Linked DNA regions of Mus musculus: regions 1, 3 and 4 are each linked to region 2. A link is a loop called in an ENCODE intact Hi-C map of the cell type or tissue named here. Cell type or tissue: heart. All regions are shown on one strand. Region 1 has its middle 26 kb from the start of 1700019F05Rik. Region 2 holds the start of Usp46 (ubiquitin specific peptidase 46). Region 3 overlaps Scfd2 (Sec1 family domain containing 2). Region 4 holds the start of Dcun1d4 (DCN1, defective in cullin neddylation 1, domain containing 4 (S. cerevisiae)).

What was found. Peaks named below come from ENCODE experiments on the same cell type or tissue, not always from the same donor. Only the 100,000 strongest peaks of a DNase experiment are listed, where the experiment ranks them.
Region 1: a loop joins it to region 2, with 2.0 times the contacts of the local background. A loop is called at or near these places in 2 of 42 quality-filtered maps.
Region 3: it touches region 2 in a loop (3-fold over the local background); 14 of 42 quality-filtered maps call a loop at or near these places.
Region 4: a loop joins it to region 2, with 2.5 times the contacts of the local background. A loop is called at or near these places in 2 of 42 quality-filtered maps.

Annotation. Positions count from the first base shown.
Region 1 is chr5:73,935,987-73,940,986 of GRCm38, forward strand. No RefSeq gene overlaps it. Among named protein-coding and RNA genes, the nearest start is that of 1700019F05Rik, 26 kb to the left of the region's middle. In heart, CTCF peaks have their summits at 2,005 (motif pointing right) and 2,661; no DNase peak of the experiment used is centred here.
Region 2 is chr5:74,068,059-74,073,058 of GRCm38, forward strand. Usp46 (ubiquitin specific peptidase 46) reads right to left here and starts at 353. Exons shown (of 9, transcript NM_177561.3): 1 at 192-353. The coding sequence starts at 227. In heart, CTCF peaks have their summits at 504 and 2,696 (motif pointing left); DNase peaks (open chromatin) are centred at 403 and 823; H3K4me3 peaks cover 1,454 bases; H3K27ac peaks cover 1,751 bases.
Region 3 is chr5:74,274,846-74,279,845 of GRCm38, forward strand. All of the region lies in intron 5 of Scfd2 (Sec1 family domain containing 2), which reads right to left. Among named protein-coding and RNA genes, the nearest start is that of Gm32064, 39 kb to the right of the region's middle. In heart, no CTCF peak of the experiment used is centred here; a DNase peak (open chromatin) is centred at 3,056; H3K27ac peaks cover 1,520 bases.
Region 4 is chr5:73,488,934-73,493,933 of GRCm38, forward strand. It overlaps Dcun1d4 (DCN1, defective in cullin neddylation 1, domain containing 4 (S. cerevisiae)), which reads left to right and starts at 2,093. Exons shown (of 11, transcript NM_178896.5): 1 at 2,093-2,258. The coding sequence starts at 2,234. In heart, CTCF peaks have their summits at 1,963 and 2,174; DNase peaks (open chromatin) are centred at 1,938, 2,968 and 3,608; H3K4me3 peaks cover 3,438 bases; H3K27ac peaks cover 3,290 bases.

The sequences.
Region 1 (5,000 bases), 130 kb before region 2:
ACCCAGAAATGAACCCACACGCCTATGGTCACTTGATCTTTGACAAGGGAGCAAAACCCATCCAGTGGAAAAAAGACAGCATTTTCAACAAATGGTGCTGGCACAACTGGCGGTTATCTTGTAGAAGAATGGGAATTGATCCATTCCTAGCTCCTTGTCCATGGTGTTTTAACACAGTGATAGAAGCCCTAAGATACTAAGTGAGCTGCCTCTCCAGCTCCTCCAAATGCCTTTGTTTCCCCTCACAGGTTCTTCACACCAAGTTGCACTTGCCACCAAGGGCATAGGAAGTTGCAGATCACTATAGACACCTATGTATTTCCCACTATCTTTTCTAACCAATGAAGCAAGTTAACAAGTCTCCCACCTCATAGTTGACTCCCCATTAAAGAGAAAAGCAGTCTAAGCAAGGCAAGTGGCAGCCTCAAAATGTGTTCTTGGACCAAGAAGATCATCAGCAGGAGAATGGCACTGGAGGTAAGGACTGAAGCTAGCACGAAGATGTTGGTGGTCTAGGAAGCAGCTCAGAATCTGATGCAGCCACGGGCCCCACATAAAGGGATGGACTCACAGTGTTTCTCTACACTTCTGTCCCATGGCCCTACATTCTATGTCTTGTGGCCCTAGGCTGGTGATCAAACAGATGTAGACATACAACCTCAGGGTATTCAACTTAGAGGGAGCCATCAGGTGACCTGGCGAGAAGGCTCTGCCCTGTGGTAATCGTAGGGGTTATGCCTTCAGAATCCACTCCTCAGGAAGATGGTGTGACAGACAGACTCCAGAATGAGAAGCATGTAGGGAAAGAGTCTATGTCTGGCAGCAAGGGATAGAGTCATGGAGGAAAAGCAGGCATGTTAGAAGATTATAAGCGATCAAGGAAGGCAGACACCATGAAACTACAGTCAACATTAGACACAAGAGGGCAGATGGCAAAACACATGAAATGTGCTGGGAATGGCAGGCGTAGAACAGGCTCCAGGTAAGAATAGAGGCAGCCCATAATAGTTGACCGTGAGAAGGTCAACACACTGAAGCTTCAGGAATGAAGCAAAGACTAAAGGGGAAGCAAGATGACTCGTGTTCCTGGGTTCTGGGACAGTGAGATTACTCGGTGGATCTCCAGGTCCCGTCATTTATTCTGGACTCTGATGTCTGTTGTATTGGGGCATCTTTCTCTTCTATGGATATCAGATAGCTTTCTTTCCATTCCTGAAAGTTCAGGTAGCAGCTCGGAGAGCCCTGTTTTCATCGTTTCCAAATATATCTAGTGGCCCTCCTTACTGGAAGTAACACAAGTGAGTCCCTTGCTTACATGAAAAGGTGCGAGTGTATATATGTGTATGTGGTGGTGGCGGTGGCGGTGTGTGCATGTATACATTTTCATAATGTAGATTACATGTGTTTTATAGAAGATGGAATAAGAGTTCAAACAACCCAGAGGTCAAAAAGTCAGTGATGCACTTGGGAGGATGGGTAAGCACCGGAGTGCATGAGTCTGGGTGTGTACTTCATGTTCGGGCTTCTTCACGTTTGCCTAGAGCACCAGGTCTGTGGCTTCCCTCAGATTACCTTCTCATAAATACACCGAGTGTTAAGTGGACAGTAAAAGGTATGTGTATGCCCCTTCTGTCTCTACCATGGCTTTATTCAGAAACTCGGTTCATCTTCTGTGAAGAATGAATAGGGTGGAGAAATGCGTCAGTGGTTAAGAGCACCAGCTGCTCTTACTGAGGACCCACATGGCTTCCCCAGCCTAGTCCACCAACATCCTGAGAGCAACTGCTCTGCCAGGGTACTGGGGGTAGCTCCCATTGGGCTCAAGAATTAGACCCTTAGCCCGTACAGTAGAGAAATCCTCTTAAGTAACTGTTGTGGTCCTCACATAATCACACTTGGTAACTACTGTCCAAACTGCTATTACCCTCATTGTCCTGGCTCTGACCAGAACAAAAGAGCGACATGGCCATCTTCTCTATACCCTGCTGCTCCCCTGTCAGGCCAGTAGGAGGCAGCATTGACCCTCCTTGCCTACTCAATGACTGGTATCTTGACTCTAGAGCAACAGGAGGAGGGTTGGTAAAAAAGATTTTTTTTTGTCTTCAGAAAATTCTATCATTTCTCAACTGCCTCAAATCCCCCAGGTTATACTAGATCTTCCTTCTCTTTCAGGCCTCAAATTTTAAGAAAGAATTATAAAATCCTGAAGCCAGAAAGAACTTCTGAACACTTACCAGAGCCAGCCCTGGTTTGAAGATGAATGGGCTCACAGGAGCAGAGTCCCAATTATACAAGTTTAATATTTGGTAAAGTTTTGTAAAGTTATCTGATCTAAGCACTAAGCACAAACGAGGAGAGATAAGATGTCTGAATGAGATATCAGTTGTCAATTTGGAAGTTAAAACTAAACTTTTAGTTGGAAAGCCATTTATTTTAAAAGGCCATGGTGGCCTGAGTTTTAATTCTAGTACCCAAGAGACAGAGGAAGACAGATGGCTATCCATGATTCTGAGGCCAGCCTTGCTCTACATATCGAATTACAGCTAGCTAGGGTTACACAGTGAGGCCCTATCTCAATCAACCCATCGATTGATGAAAGGAATCTACATTACAAGCCTTATTACTAGAACCACAAGAGGTTCTGTTGGCTGCCCCTAGATGGAGTCAAAGAACTTGGAGGCAGGAGCAGAGGACAAAAGACTTGCTCACAACGTTCCTGCATGTTGCATGGTACAAAATAACGTTTTTTGAGAAAGCTGAGCATGTCCAAGAAGTGTTACTGTCTGTCACCTTTACAAGACAGCTAAGGGTACCCAGAAAATTCCTGTTCACTGAATTACACCCAAAAGCCTTCCTGACATTTTAACCTTTGAACACAAGTTCTAGAATCTCCAGCTAAGTGTGCCTAAGGTCATGTCAGTCATTCTTCCTTCTTGAAGTATGAGCTTAAACTGAGCATGCTCAGGAACTTACTTCTTAACTAACTGAGCATGTTCAGGGACATACCTGCCCCTACAGTGCTTTCAAATATGATCTTGTATAAGCCTTCTGAACAAAACCCACAGATATCCTTTGTTCAAAGAGTGTGGGTGCATTGCTTTTAAATATTTCCTGAGCCTTCCTGTGGTGGTTTGAATATGATTGCCCCATGGGAAGTGCTCCTATTAGGAGGTATGGTCTTGTAGGAATGGGTCTGGCCTTGTTGGGATAGGTGTGGCCTTGTTGGAGAAAGTGCATTGCTGTGGGGTTGAGCTTCTAGGGCTCCTAGTGCTCCAGCTCAGGCCCCTGCAGGACACATTCTCTCCTGGCTGCTTGCAGAGGACAGAGTCTCCTTCTGACTGCCTTTGGATCAAGACGTAGAACTCTCAGTTTCTCCTCTAGCACCGTCTGCCTGGATACTGCCATGCTTCCTGCCATGATGATAATGGACTGAACCTCTAAACCTGTAAGCCAGCCCCAATTAAATGTTTTCTTTCATAAGAGTTGCCTTGGTCATGGTGTCTCTTCCCAGCAATGGAAACCCTAAGATACCTCATTACTTGCTGCATATAATAAATCTTTCTCCACTCTCAGAAAAGAAGCCCTTTAAGAAGACATTTGTAAAACATAGCTGGACCGACTCTGTCCAATAGACGCACAATGGGAGTCACAGCTGCAGGTCAGAGATCTAATTTTAAGGTGGCTAACAAAAAAGAAGTGCTTTATATAAAAAAGAATCGGGAGAAATAGGGCCGTCAAGGATGGTTCAGTGGGTAAAGGTGCTTACTACCACCGAGACTGACGACCTGAGATTGCTCTCTGGGTCCCATGTGATGGAAAGAGAGAACTAACACTTGAAAGTTGTCCTCTGACCTCCACAAGCGCACGTTGGTGGTGCATGAATGTTCCCACACACATACAACAAGTAAAATAGAAAGAAGGAACAGAGGAAAAGAAGCGGGAGAGGCAAGGGGAGAACCGATTACATGGGGCTTTCTTATTTAACCCATAGACCAAATATATATTATTTCACCAAGCAACATTATTATTTTTTTTTCTGTTTTAGGCATTTGGCAACTGGAGCATTCTTTGCATTTTCTGCACATTTGAACTTAGACTGGCCACATTTTATGTGCTCTGGGGCTACATGACACTGGAGCTACAAAATAGGGCAGTGCATTATCAAGCTATGGGTCTGTGCAGAAACAACCTTGCAGGATCTTCAGAACCTACTGCAACAGGCATCTCAGCTCCAGAGGGCTTTCTGGAGAAGCGGTTTACACAAATAGAACACAATTAGCTGGTACGTTTTTACTTCAAAGGTTGCTATTTCAAAACCACAAACTTTTAACTCCATATCCCTTCTCAGATCAACTCCCAAGAATGATAGTGGCACCATCATATTTCTTAAACAATGACCGACAACAGTGGTTCTCAACCTGTGAGTCACAATCCCTCTGCGGATCAAATGACCTTTTCAAAGGGGCCACCTAAGACCATTGGGAAACAAAGATATTTACATTCTGATTCATAATAGTAGCAAAAGTACAGTTGTGATGTAGCAATGAAAATAATTTTATGGTTTGGGGTCACCACAGCATGAGGAACTGTATTAAAGGGTCACATCATTAGGAAGGCTGAAAACCACTGGCCTATGGGGACACAGGCAAAAAGCCATGTCTAGAGTGTGGTGGAAGAGAGTGCTCTGTCCTGAGTGGGACCTGAGAGTTATGGAGCCAGGAGTGCTATGTATAGTCAGCAGGCTTGCTGGGAGCAAATAAGTGCTTTTGCCCCAGGATTAAAAGTACGGCTTGATGGGAGAGGCAGGCTGTAATTACAGAGTGTTAACTGAGGACAACGTAGAGTACACCAGGCAGACATTGTTGTCTTTCTTGACAACAATTTTGGTCAAAACCCAAACACAGCTTTGAGACTCCAAGTAGCTTGTAGGTGTTCCAGAAAACAAACAAACAAACAAAACCTCATAGCAGCGCCCAGCTCAAAGCCAGGGTCAAGCAGGA
Region 2 (5,000 bases):
GGGATCCGCTCGGGGTCCCCGGCTGGGACAGAGGTGGGGGGGACTGCGGTCAGCCGGCCCAGCCTCGGGACCGGGAACTTCTGGCCGCACGGCCCCCACGACCGCGGCGCGCGTGCAGCTCCAGCCCGGGGTTCCCTTTCTTTGCCTGGCTCGCTGCGGGCGCGACCCCCGGAGGCTCGGCGGCCACTCACCATATTACAGATGGAGGCGATGTTTCGGACAGTCATTAGTCTAAAGGTTGCAGCGATCGCGCACCGCCATCTTTACCAGGGGAAAACGGGACTGTCCATGGTGGCGCGCAGCGAGGCCGGGTGGCGGCGAGGCGGCCTGGGGCCGGCTTGCAGTGGGGTTGGGCGAGCGAGGCCGGGCGGCGGCGAGGGCGGGGCGGCGGCGCGGGGCGGGGAGTGGCGGAGCGACGCAGCCCGGGCCGCGGCCGGCGGGAGGAGGAGCCCGGAGCCGGGAGGCGCGGAACCGAGGCCACTGCTATGCTCCCGCTGCCAGCCAGGACCCGCTCGGCTGACCCCACTGGAAGCCGTTCTTGCTCCTCTGCCCTAGGGTCCCGCTCGGTGCCAGCTGCACCGTAAGGCCAGCCCCGAGCAAACCCAGCACCGCGGCCTTTCCGCCGGACCCAGGACCGTACCGGGCACTGGGCTGGGGACCTACACCGCGGGGACACGGGCGTGCTCGCTTCCCGGTTTCCCTCTGCCCGTTTCTGCTGGTGTCCAGCAAGCCTTGGGCGTTAGGGATTAGCTAGTGGAGGATATGAATAAGGGTCTAAGGGTGAGTGTAGTCAACTTTAAAGTTTCTCTCCAGGGTTCTAGCCAGATGGCATCCGCCGGAACCCGAAAAGTAAAATGAGACCAGGACATGGGCGTGGCCAGAAAGCCCTAGCCAGCAGCAACCCAGCTGCCTAGGGAAAGGTTCCCAGAAAGGAAAGAATTCCGGGTCTAAGCAGGCACACTCGGGAGATTTGTGACATTAGCAGGTACAGAGGAAATGGCCAGGTTCTGGGCGGTACTAGAGGCTGTCCAGGAAATACCAAAACAAAACTTTCCTATCTCCCATCCTCGGAGCTCCTGATCTCAGTTTTGTTTGAGCTTTTACACCTTCCTGCGGAGGCCCAGACTGCAGGCTCAGGGTGCACACTGTACACACCACTTGAGGGATATGTTCGTGAGAACTGAAAGAGTTCATTTCAAACATGGGGAATAATTGTGCAGACAAGTTTGCAGTCCCAAGCTTTCCACAGGGAAGTTGTGCATGTGAAACGTGATAAATTCCCAAACCAATGTATTTTGTGGAGAATTAAATTAGGAGAGAAATTAATATAATTGAAGACAGCTCTGTCTAGCCAAGAGTAACATACTGGGGGCTGGGGGGCTAGGGTTATACACATAACATGAGAGCCATCCATCCATTGGTAATTCTTCTAGGATCTGGGGTGGAAATAGAAGACAAAACCACTGACTGAAGGGTGAGGGTGGGGGACGGGTCACATGGATACTGTATTTTTCAGTGTGTAGAAGGATTAATATTCCTGCTCACAATGACTCATTCTACCTGAATTTTACTTTCATTCTTTTTTACTGCTGTCAGTTACGACTCTTCCAGCTTCTACATGATTAGTTAATAGACATGGTTAGCTCCATAAGGCTTACAGAGCAGGTATCCAACCCAGCTCTGTGTTTCTCAAATAAATAGTACAGATAAAGGCATGCTAAACTTAGGAGGGGCACCATTTGAGGAGGGGGCAGGGGAGGGGGACCATCGATAAAACACCCTAACTATGACTGGCCAGAACACAGTAAGGTCCTGAAAAGCTTAAAGACTGAGAAATGTCACAAGCTGAAGGCCTCAGCTTTGTGCGTGGTTAGTCTAAAGCTTTCATGCTTTCTAATGATAAGCTTTGCGATTTTTTCCAATATGAATGCACTGAGTGCAAGGCCTACAGGGGTTAAAACACAATTGAGAGCTGGGGAGATGGCTCAGTCTATAAAGTGCTTACTGCACAAGTACAGATCTCTAGACTCACGTCCTGCCCCCCGCCCGAGTCCACACCCACAGGTAAAGAAACACAGTCATGGTGTATAACTATCCCAGTGCTGGAGAGGCAGAGAGAGAACACAGAGATGGGCTGGTATTTGCTGCCCAGCCAGACTAGTCAAATCACAAGCTACATATTCAGGCAAGACCCTCTCTGTCTCAAACAAGTAAAGTGCAAGGGGTAGAGAGATGGCTGGATGGTTAGGAGTGCACACTGCTCTTCCAGAGGACCTGACGTCAATTCCCATCACCCACTTAGGGTGGCTCACAAGTACCTGTAACTTCAGCTACAAGGTATCCCATGGTTTCTGGACCATGGCACCTACATCATATGCACATACCACCTACACACACACACACACACACACATCCATAATTAAAAATCAAATAAATCGGGCTGGAAAGATGTCGCAGTTGTTAAGAGCACTGACTGCTCTTCTAAAGGTCCTGAGTTCAAATCCCAGCAACCATCCTTAATGAGATCTGACGCCATCTTCTGGTGTGTCTGAAGACATCTTAAAAAATATTTTTTTAAAATAAAAAGAAAATGCCAATTTTTTAAAGGGGGGGGCCTGGTAAGATAGCACAGTGGGTAAAAGCACTGACCACTCTTCCAAAGATCCTGAGTTCAAATCCCAGCAACCACAAGGTGGCTCACAACCACCAGTAATGAGATCTGATGCCCTCTTCTGGAGTGAGCGGGGCCAACCAGAGGGAGCAGAGGTCCTAAATTCAATTCCCAACAACCACGTGAAGGCTCACAACCATCTGTACAGCTACAGTGTACTCATAGACATAAAATAAATAAATCTTTTTAAAAAATCAAATAAATCAGCTGGGCGGTGGTGGCGCACACCTTTAGTCCCAGCACTTGGGGAGACAGAGGCAGGCAGATTTCTGAGTTCAAGGCCAGCCTGGTCTACAGAGTGAGTTCCAGGACAGCCAGGGCAATATAGAGAAACCCTGTCTCAAAAAAACAAAACAAACAAACAAAAAAAAATCAAATAAATCTTTAAACAAACAAAAAAAAAATAAGGCAGAAAGGAGGGAGACATCCAACATCAACCTCAGGCTTTGACACATACAACGCACTCACACATGAACATACACATATGTTTACACACACAAACACCACTGGCACAGAGAAAACCAACCAGGACCTGGCCCTGGGTGCTGTGCCAACAAGAAAAAGGATTGTTTGGGTACCCTCTAAACACCTAAAACCAAGTAGACTGTAGACAGGTTGAAATCTGGGTGTGGTGCAGTGTAATCCAGCACTCGAGAGGCTGAGTCAGAGGGACTGCCACATGTTCAAAGCCCACCTGGGCTACATAGTGAGTATCAGGCCAGCCAGGGAGAGGTAAGAAGATTCTGTTTACCTCTGGAAGAAGAAGGAAAAAAAAAGTTGAAAGGCTATGGGTTAGTCAGCAAATCAATCGAACACTGCAGAGTTTATCCAACTCATGAATGATTAAATGTGTTTTACAATTCGGCAAGGTTGATATAAACAAGTCTCAATTACAGAAGGCTCTTGGATTAGAAAATTGTAACCCTGGCTTCACTGAGTGGAGAACTACCCAGGTAGGAAGAGGTCAAACCTCACAGATGGTGCCTAGCTAATGAGTGGATTTTGAGGGAAAGTGTGTCTCTATAGAGACTACAGCTGATGTGAGATCTATGGCTGGAAAAGAATAGCCAGGACATGGAAAAATGGTTTCTAGGCCAGCATCAACCTAAGTGGAGCAGAGCGAGGCAGCCACTCCAGGTAGTGTGCTCCCTGCTGTAAAGTGCGACCCATCGGCTAGCACTGGCATTACCTAGGATGTGGTAACTTGTATAGTTACAAGTCTCAGAACAGGTCTAACTCTACTTCAGCCAACCCTTGTGATGGAATTCACCATGTGCCCACCCTGGAATTATTCTGTGTCTTCCAGTAGCCACTGCCAGACCTACTCTGGGAAAGATCCCTCTCCCATGCTGTCTTAGTCAGGGTTTGTATTCCTGCACAAAACACCATGACCAAGAAGCAAGTTGGGGAGGAAAGAGTTTATTCAGCTTACACTTCCACATTACTGTTCATCACCAAAGGAAGTCAGGGCTGGAACTCACACAGGGCAGGAACCTGAAGGCAGAAACTGATGCAGAGGCCATGGAGAGGTGCTGTTTACTGGATTGCTTCCCCTGGTTCACTCAGCCCAGGCACCACCCACAATGGGCTCTCCCACCCTTGATCACTAATTGAGAAAATGCCTTACAGTTGGATCTCATGGAGGCATTTCCTCAAGGGAGATACACAGAACTGACCAGTGCACGTGCTCAAACCCTAGGGTTCAAATGAAAGAAAGAAAGAAAGAAAGAAAGAAAGAAAGAAAGAAAGAAAGAAAGAAAGAAAGAAAGAAAAGGCCAGGCGTGGTGGTGCACACTTTTAATCCCAGCTCTTGGGAGGTCTTATAAAAAAAAACAAAAAAAAAAACAAAAAACAAAAAACATTTAATTGGGGCTGGCTTACAGGTTCAAAGGTTCAGTCCATTATCATCAAGGTGAGAACATGGCAGTATCCAGGCAGTCATGGCACAGGCAGAGCTGAGAGTTCTATGTCTTCATCCAAAGGCTGCTAGTGGAAGACAAATTTCTGAGTTCGAGGCCAGCCTGGTCTACAGAGTGAGTTCCAGAACAGCCAGGGCTCTACAGAGAAACCCTGTCTCAAAAAAAAAAAAAAAAAAAAAAAAAAAAAAAAAAAGCCCAAAACCCAAGGGTTCAGGTATGTCTTACCTTGCACCTAGAGTGAGAAGGAACCTCATGGTCCAGCTACAGAGACTGATTTCTTCAGTAAAAAGTCAGCCCTGGGACTTCATGTGTACATGTGTGTGTAGGGATGTGTGCAAGTGTGTGTGTGGGGGGGTGTGTGTATGTGTGTGTGTGTGTGTAGGGTTGTGTGTGTGTGTGTGTGTGTGTGT
Region 3 (5,000 bases), 210 kb after region 2:
TCCTTCCACATGTGTAACCCGTTTTCATGTTAACTAAGGTCTTTTCAGCAATGCCAGCCATTTCTTACTCTACCCAGCTCTTTTCATTTCCTGAATCTTTAAAATATAACCTTTAGGGGCTGGAGAGATGGGTTGATGTGTGAGAGCACTGGCTGCTCTTCTGGAAGGCCCAGGTTCAATTCCCAGCACCCACGTGGCAGCTCACACTTGTCTGTAACTCCTGTTCCAGAGGGTCTGACACCCTCACACAGACATGCACACAGGCAAAACACCAAATGTGCATAAAGATAAATAAATCTTAAAAAAATAGCCTTTAAGGAACAGTTTTAGATTTACTAAGGAATATTGTAAATGGGAGGATTCTAAAAGTTGGTCAAAACATAGCATAGATAGACACATGGGTGGGAGGAAGAGTTTAAGAGATCACTGTACAAGACAGGGTCTATAGTGAATAATAATGTGCTGCACACTTGAAAATTGCTGCTAGCACAGATTCCAAATTAAATCTGCCTATGAGAAGTGAATGGCTATGCCAGTCTAATGTAATCACTTCGTAAGTACCCACATTTCAAACAGAACAGCACAATGTTGTTCACTATAAATATAATTTTTTTTAATCCCAGCACTTGGGAGGCAGAGACAGGCAAATTTCTGAGTTCGAGGCCAGCCTGGTCTACAGAGTGAGTTCCAGGACAGCCAAGGCTACACAGAGAAACCCTGTCTCAAAAAAAAAAAAAAAAAGAATAATAATTTTTGTTTGCCAGGAATTGGTAAAGATTTAAAGTCTGAAGCTATCACAGGGTTTCTCATATCTTTCTGTATGCCCTTTTCCTTACTGTTCACATCTGACATCCACACGGCACAGCACACTGGGACCATACACCTCATACAGAATGCCTTTTAAACACTGAAATTAGCTCTCTTAAAATGCCTTAGCTTAAGGGTTGAGGGCTTCTCTAGCATGTAGATGTCCTGTATTAAACCCCAGTTCGGGGCTAGGGGAGCGGCCACAGTGTGCAGTTGATTCATTGCAGTAAGTACATCCCACTATTATGTAGCCATTAGCACTGTCTGAAGAGACAAAGTTTGCAAAAACCGAAACTCTCTATTCATAAAACAAGAACTTCCCACCCTCCCACCCCAAGCCCCTGTCAATCTGTGCTGTATCTCTATGAGCCTGAGTACTCTGGGTACCTGGCATGTGTACAACCATACAGTGTTTTGTCCTTTTGTGACCAGCACAATGTGTTCAAGGCTCCCTGTGTTGTCTATAGTCAGCATCCTCAACCTTGTTACAAAGGAACCGATGTCACTTCCCAGGCCAACTGTGCTTCATGCTTGATTCTCATCAGCTCTCCATTGCAGTGAGCCCTGGCCCAGTCAGTTTGTAGTCCTGGGACCTCATCCCCAAATCCTCAGCACCTGAAATCTACGACTCTTTAGGACACATTTTACAAAGCCTAACTACTGGCAGTCCCTGTCCTGGGCAGTTTTATACATCTTACTTCACTTTCGTGACTTCCTTACGAGGCACAGAATAGCTTATGCGACTCCGATTTACAGAGCCTCACAGTCTTGGAAGGTGCGTGCGGTGACTTTCAAAGGGACTACAGTTACCACAGGCAGTCCCGGAATTAGAACCTCTGAAGTCCCAGACATGCTGTGGTACCGCTCAGTTCCTGCCTGTGCTAGCTCTCCTTCTGCGGGGTAGCTGTTACTCCCCATACACCCACAAGTAAACACATTTCTTCGCTGAACTACAGCTGAGGCTGTTTCCTCTTGGCCTCTCTCTCCACTGCACTGTTTGAGCCTCGTGGTACCCAGCATCTCTGAGCCATGTCTGAGCTTGGAGGCTCCTGTTCCTCATCGCTTCTTGGCTGGTTGGCATGAGCCTAGCCCTTCCCTTCTTTTCATCATACCCCAGTAGGGATCTACTTTGTAGTTTCAACTTAACTTCGGCTAGTCTTTTCAGTCATTATGTTTTAGCTAAACACAATGATCCAAGACAACTAACATTTTACTTTGTTGAAAGTACACGATAATTCAATGTCTACACCACCATATTCCTTTGACTTGGAGTAACGGAAGACATTTTATAGTTGGGAAACACCACCACTGCACTAAGAGCAGCACAAATGTCATAAGGGTGTGAATGCTGATGTTTGGCTGTGCAGAGGGGACGGTTGGCATTTTAGGTGTTGGGTGCAAAAGACATTCTCTGTGACAGACGAAGAGTTGATGGCTGGGTAGGGAGGAGGCTGGTGCCTAAGATGACAAGCTCAACGGAAAAACATGCAAAGCCGAGGACACAGGTATTTTTGGTTGCATCCCGCAGCGGAGCTTTAGCGTCTGATCTTCCATCGCCGCAGGGCGAACAGGTGATCGGCTGTGAGTGCATGGATGTGTTTAGCATGTGTGCAGCTGTGACTGGCTGCCTTAGAAGACAGATGCTCTTCTTATACATTCTTCACTGGGAAACAGGAAGCTCCCACAGAGGTGGTCAGGACCCTGCAGTGATGTGACAGGATGTCTGATTTACAGTCGCTTCACTGTAAGACAGAACCAGGCAGTGTGAGGATGGAGCAGCTGCTATAGGGACTGGCAGCAGACTGTGTGTGGGTGTGTGCGTGCATATCTATGCAAGAGAGAGGTGGGGGGACTGCGTACACTAGGTATCTCAGGTCCAGACAACCAACTGTTACTTGGAGTGATGTCATAAAACCATCCAAATGTAAGTTCTAAATCTCATAGCTTGCTGCTTCTACCCAAGAGCAGGAAAATGGCTTGCGAATTACAGTTCATGATAGAACATGACACTTTTGGATTTATAAAGGCCATTTTCAAATATTCCGTTTTGTCTTTCAGGCACACAGGATGCTGTGTGTATGTATAACAAACCATGAACTTGGCTGTGGTCTGACTACTTCTGCCTGGTGGAAAGCAAGCCGAGGTCACGGGCACTCCTTCCAGGAAGAGTGTTAACAGCCGGTCTGTAATTTGTGGCTCTTCTCTGGAGCTGCAGCAATGGAGCTGCAGCAATTTCAGATGCCCTGCCCTGCCTGAGTGCTTGAGTCCAGGGAGAGACTATGGTGAGCAGAGCCCTCTGCTGGCTGGAGTCAAGAATGCAGTGAGTGAGGCCTGACAGGTTTCTTAAGGCTCTTTATGGAAGAGCTGTGTCACTGAAGCAAAAGTTAGTCTCTAGTGACAACAATGGGGTGACAGCACAATTCAAGAAAATATGAATAGCTGGGAGCCTGGGGCTGAAGACAACACAAAAATAGTGGAAATGAATGGGAAGGACAATGGACTTTCTCTGGTCATACTCAGGTACAAGCTTGGACTTAAAAGGCATTCTGAGAAAGAGGCAGCAGTGTGCTGGGCTCCTTACACTCAGAACACACACCTGCTGTGTCACACTGGTGGACAGAACTGGTTAGGAGGGGGGGAGGAAGAGGAAGAAGAGGAGGAAGAGGAAGAGGAGGAAGAGGAGGAGGAGGAGGAAGAAGAGGAGGAAGAGGAGGAGGAGGTGGCAGCAATAGCCACAGGACAGTCATATACAATTGAGGCTGTCCTTTGCCTGTCTGTAGACTCTTCATCCATGTCAATCTTCTTTTACATAAAAAGTAGCATCTCTGAACTCAGCAAGCGCTGCCCAGGACTACAGCAACCCTGGTACTCACTGGTTCAGCCAGGTAAGGGCGACTGCAGCACATAGTGGACACACAGAGCCCAGGGACTTACAACAGAGCTGGGCTGAGTCAGATCAGTCAGCGGGCCACTGGAATGAAAAGCCCCTCCATGTGGCTATCAGGGATGAGTGAGCATTTACAGGGAAGTGGGCCTCCAGAGACGGTGCAGAGAGGTTTTGGCATGGACTCTGGGGACAAGTAGTTGAGGTCCTGCCTGAGCTTGGTAACATTGGCAAACTATCGTGTGCTTCTGTTTTCTCACGGAGGGTCGTGAGAGGGAGTGGCAGTAGCAGAATGACCTTAGTCAGTAGAGTGCAAGGTAAAAGCTCTTACCATGAGCCTTGTACACACTACTGCCATGGTTATTTTCATTTTTCCCGACCCCTTAGGTCCTCTAAGGCATGAGGGCAGGTGGGGTGGTGGTGGGGACTCTGCTTCTCTACTTAGTGAGTCACAGCCTTGCTAAGGGTTTGAAGGGGCTGCTTACACCTGCCTAGACTCTGGAGGACAGGCTGTAGCACCATTTATGGACTAGAATACTTGCTTAGGGCTTGGAGCATTCCATCAGTGTTAAGTGTCTACCACATTACACCCTAAGGTGGATGTAGAAGGTTTAAATCCTAGAGGTCATTGAATTTCAAAATAAGTTGCAGGGTAGTATTTACTTATATTCTGTCTGCACCCATGAGTGCTGAAAATGACCTACAAAGAAATAAACTCTTTGGTTCATCACTATGTTTCCTTAGAGCCGTAGTTTGGAGCAGAAGATGCCCATTAATTCTTCATGGAGATGCTGGGTGAAGGACTAGCAAAGTGTTGTTAGGAGGGCAATGGGGAGAACACATAGTCACCATAAGTGAGGGAGAAAGGCTTGAGGCTACCATGCCAATGCAAGGGGGATGGTCCAGAAGCTGCAAGGGTCATGGCTGAGACAGAGTGTGTCCCCTGAGACCAGACATGGTTCTGCAGAGGGCTTACCACTGTTCTCCCTGGCTTTGGATCCAACGTTCAGAAAAGAGTCAAGGCACTGGCAAACGCTCCCATCAGGACCAGGACCCATCTCAGCCCAACCCTCCCATGTGGAAAGCGGAAGCACTGGATGCCTCAGGGTGCTGGGGAGGATTGAATGCAAGGATGGACTGCATGTGATGGCCCATGCCTATAATCCTAGCATTGCGGGTACATGAGTACTGAGGCAGGGGGATTGTGAGTTTGAGGCCAGCCCGTGAAACAGAGAGTTCTGAGCCAGACTGGACTCCACCGAGAGAGCTTGTCTCAACCAAACAGAATAAAACAAAACAAAACACCAGC
Region 4 (5,000 bases), 580 kb before region 2:
TGAAGATTTATACTCTTATGGATGGTTGAAATGTCTGGATGATATTCACAGAGCATCGTTTAGTTGTTTTATTATTCATGAGACTTGTGCAGTAGTGAGGCTCAGCCGACTAAGAAAGAGTACTTCCTCTCAGTTCTCTAGCTCTAGCGGACTGTGATTGGCCCTGACACCTTGCCTCTGACTGTCCTTGGTGGAGGCCACTATTTGGAACCTACACACTATCCCCCTACCCCGATCTGGGTAAATCTGTATTTTACTTGAAACTGGTCAGACTGAACCTAGTGGAAACAGCTGAGAACCAGCATAGGTTAGAATTCTGTTTATTTATTTATTTATTTTTCCTGGATACTATGTGTCAAGGAAGTGCTGAGAGCAGGGAGAAAGCGAACTGGCAGCAGGTCCTTTAGGTTTAATAGTCTCACAACCATAAAGTTTGCTGCAGATAAATCAATATAGCAGATTAATAACTAATATAAATCACGGGCTTATTTTAATTTACAAGTACCAAGAAGTAAACCTCTTTTCTGTGCAAAATAATATGGGAAACAAAACTCAAACACAACAAATATTATACATAAGAAAGTCTCAGAAACACGAATAAACTGTAGTTCTTACTATATTAGGCTGAAATCAGGAACAGAATAATGAACACAAAAAGACTTTGCCCAGAATAAGCACTTAAAAAAATATAGAAGCTCCCAACCCAGGAGCCTACAAGTACCTTCCTTTGTTTATGAGACTTGGCTAAGACTCTGTCCTGTTAAGGAGACCCAAAAGAATGCTCTATGAAGAGTTCTTGTCTTCAGATGCAATTCTGATATTTTGCAATTTGATGAAGTGAATCATATGCATTTGAATGACAAATATGAAAGATTGCGTTATTGGGATTCAATTTAATTACAGAGAAATAGAGGGCGATGAGATGGAACATATCACAGTAACAAACACAGTGATGTAGATAACAAGGACTGTAAGCTGTTTTGCGCTTGTAACATTTGTCCGGATTTCAGAACTCTACAACTCAAGAGCCTGGGCTGTAGAATTCAGAATCCTAACGCAGGACCCCTTTGTTATCTTTGGTCATATCATCCAGTGCGTGTGGCGGAATCTACAGGCTGTCCAGGCTGTGGTTGGGGCAAGCGAGGTTTGGACATGGAGTGTGTGTTTGCGGTGGGGGCGGGGCGCCCACCCTCGCACATCTCAGCGTTATTGCATTACCTGTGATTGTGGAGAACTGGTTTTCAAGTACTGAAAAACTCCAAGAAACAACAAAAGCAGTATTTAGGACACTTAACAATCACAACCCCATTAACGCTTCCCTCTGCTAAACAGCGGTTTGGCCAGGTTCGACTTATGTTTCTTAGACTTTTATAGTCAGGGGACCTGGCTTATCTTGGTGTCAGGCTGACCCCAGAGCCTAATGTGGCACTAGGTTTTTCTCTCGCTGTCTGGGGACCGCAGAGGTGTCTGACGTTCAATGCCTGAAGCATTCGAAACCTTTGGCGCAAGTAACGCATGACTCTGAATAATTGACTCTGAAAAAGAGGCGCATTTCCAAAGTTGAGGACAGAAAGGTTGTGGCATAAAGGGGAGGAAAGCGGAGATATTTTTCTTCTTCTAATTTTCCGCAATGGGAAACGATTGAGGAGAACCGGCGGGACCCGGGCGCGGGCAGTAGCGGGATCTGGCCGATGGCCTCCCAGGGAACACCAGTCCCTGTGGGCTGGAGCTTGGCTCTAGGTCCCTCAGGCTGCTTTGTTTCGGATGCTTAACCCAGGTTCTCGGCTGGGCTCTCGGTTGGTCTCCCGCTCCAGGATCCGCCCGCCACAGGGCGGGGCTTCAGGGTCAAGGTGGACCAATTCCCCAGTCTCGCCCCTCCACGCGCTTTCGGACCCCTGAATGACTGACAGCCGTTGGGTCCAACCTGCGGCTCCGAACAGTGGCCTCCACCAGGGGCGGTCGGAGGCGAGACGCCGGGGCCAATCACGTTGCAGTCTAGGGGGCGGGGCCTCCTTGCCAGCTGCAGGCGGCGCAACCAGCACTTCTTCGGTCAAATGAGAGCCGAAGAGGGGCGGTCCCCCGGCTGGGGTCTAGCCAATGAGAAGGGCGGGATGGGCGGGCCGGAGAAGAAGCCGGCGGTCCTCTGTTGCGAGCTAAGGTTTGGGGAGTCGGTAGGGGGACCGCGAGTGGAGCGCGGGAGCCCGGGCGGCAGGCGGGTGTGAGCTGCCCGAAAATGCACTCGGATGCTGCAGCTGTCAGTGAGTAGCACAGAGCCAGCGGGCCCGCACACCGCGTCCGCTCCTGCGCTCCCTTCTCCACTTCTCCGGTTCCGATCGCGCTGGAGTCCCTGGCCCGGGAGCGGGTTGAACCCCTCCTGGAGTCCGAGGGCCGTGACGCTGCGGGCGGCTGGGGCGGGGGCAGGGGCGGCGGGGAGGGGGTGGGGACTGGCTGGCTTTCCGCGGTTGGGGGAGGGGGGACATTCTGGAAGGCCGGGGGCCGAGAGTCGGTGGTGCACGGAGGTGGAGACGGCGGCGGGCGCTGGCAGCTGGGGTCGGGGGTGGTACGAGCGGGCAGGGAGAGGGCCTGCGGTCCGAGTACAGGGTGAGGCTTGCGGGGCCCGAGCCGTACGGTCTACCGGGGAAGGCGGGGGAGTGCGAGGGGAGAGGGGGCGGGGACAATGGGAAGGAGGGCTGGGGGCGGGGGCGGGAACAATGGGTGGGGAGCTGGGGCAGCGGCCGGGCCGGTGAGGGGATGGGGGGTGATGTAACGGGGGCCATGGAGTGGGAGACGCCGCGGTGGGATGGGAGAGTTGTGGAGTCCGGTGTGCGGGACGGCGGTCGGGAGTGGGGAGAGGGCTTGGGGGGCAGGTGTTGGGACAGGCGGTCCCCGGAGGAGTGGATGGCGGATAGGACTGCTGTGCAGTTTGGGGGCTGGGACAGGGGTCGGGGAGGGTGTGCGGAGTGAGTTAGGAGGAAGAGTAGGTGGGGAGAAGCGGGGACTGGGAGGGCTGTCATCTTCGGGTACGGTGCTCTTGGGGCGGGGTGGGGAGCGTTGGACTGTCCATTGGGGGAGGCGCCTCCTCCCTGGAGAGGCCCGGTTCCAGCCTAGGAGGGGACCACCATTGAGCCTCGGGGTGCACTGAGGAGAGGGGGCGGGGCCGGGTACCCGGGAGGTGTCCCGAGGCTGGCAGTAGCCTCCGCGTTCGGCGAGCAACGGGGAGCGAGGTCAGCGCGGGCTGGGGTTACAGGACCGGGAGGCCGCTGTCTGCGAGCTGACTCGACCCGCAGGGGTCCTGGAAGCGGGGTGGAGGAATTGGCGTAAGAGGTTGTCGGGGTCCCCGGCGGTCCGTAGGTTTGGCAGTGTGTGACGCAGTTCTCTAATTTCTGGCCATCAGGTGTAGAGGCTGATGCGTCAAGACCTGTTACCTTGTACGGAGGGCCGCTTTGGAGGCATAGCAACGCGCGTGCGAGAAGCTACCTCCGCCCGAAGCACCGGGAGGGTGCTTTAGGGGTTTCCTTTAGGGTCTGGCTCCCCGAGCCGGTGTAAAGGGAAAGGCAGTCTCGTGGAATTCTGGGTCTTGTAGTCCCAGCCGCCCTGGGCCGCGGTTGGATTGGGTGCACGTGGGTAACTGTGGAAACGAGTCCCAGAATTCAGCGCGCCCCTTGGACCCTCCTTGCTTGACTAACTCGTGCTTTATGCCGCGGAGACTCAATGCATTCTCTCCCGGGAGATGCCTGGGTTCCTTGGGACAGTGTCCACCGCAGAGGGAAAGCCCAGGCCAAGCCCTGGCCTTTCTCCAAGATAATTTACCCCTGCATCTGCCTTGGGGAGCGAAAGCTTAGTCTCAAATCATCCTGCACACGTTCGTTTTAAAGCAACGTTTACCATGGAACATTTAGAGCGTGTTCATTGTATGGACGTCTAGAGTGAAGTATATAGCCTTACATAAGTATGGAAACTAAGTAGAGATTCGTAATATCCCTTGTGAAGAAAATACAGATAACTGCACTGGGTATTTCTTGGGCTACTTGGTTTGTCCAAGAGTTAGGGGATTTTTCTTTTGGAAGCGAATCAAGAATGGCAGCTTAGTGGAATTTGGGGTTGAAGTAGTCTCATGCCAGAACCTGCAATGAAATCCTAAAGGTGAGCAAAGGGGAACTGTGATGTCTTAACTTTTATGTAAGTGAAGCGAATGAGGCTGTAAAGTCCTTCCCTTTGGACTATTACAGGTCTTCCTAGTTTGTGGGCATCCTTTGCCAGTTCTCCTTGGTGATCACCCTAAATCAAATGTAGGGACTATAAGATTATTTTTGTGTGGTGTAATGGATACTATGAAACATCCATAATCGCAATGGTTATTGGAGGGGTGTTTTAATAACCCAGCGGTAAACATATTGAGGGCGAGTTTTAATATTTGGAAACGACTTGACACAGTTAAGACAGTACTAAACTTGTCTATGTGTTTGATAATGTTTTTTTAAATTTATTTTTACTATTTTAAGTATATATATATATATATATATATATGTGTGTGTGTGTGTGTGTGTGTGTGTGTATGTGTACATGCATATAGATGCAATGGAGAGCAGATGTGTGTGTGTGTGTGTGTGTATGTGTACATGCATATAGATGCAATGGAGAGCAGATGAAGGGTCCCCTAGAACTGGTGCTTGTGAGCTACTCAACTGAGAGCTAGGAATGGAACTCAGATCCTCTGCAAGAGCAATAAGCACTCCTAATTCTCCAGACCTTACAGGATGGCTTTTGAAATAAGGTCTGAGAAACTTGTGAGAATATGTTTTAGGGAAACAATTTATATCTATCCTGTTTTGACTTACACCTGCAGTAAAATCTCTAAGAACTGTCTTGTATAGAGTATGGACATTTTCCAACAAAGTATTTAATCCAGGATTTGCTGTTGCCGAGTGATTGTGGTGGGGTGGGGTGGGGGGGAGCATGTGCTCTTTAGATCTTCAAGATCTAAAGAAAACATCAGTCTG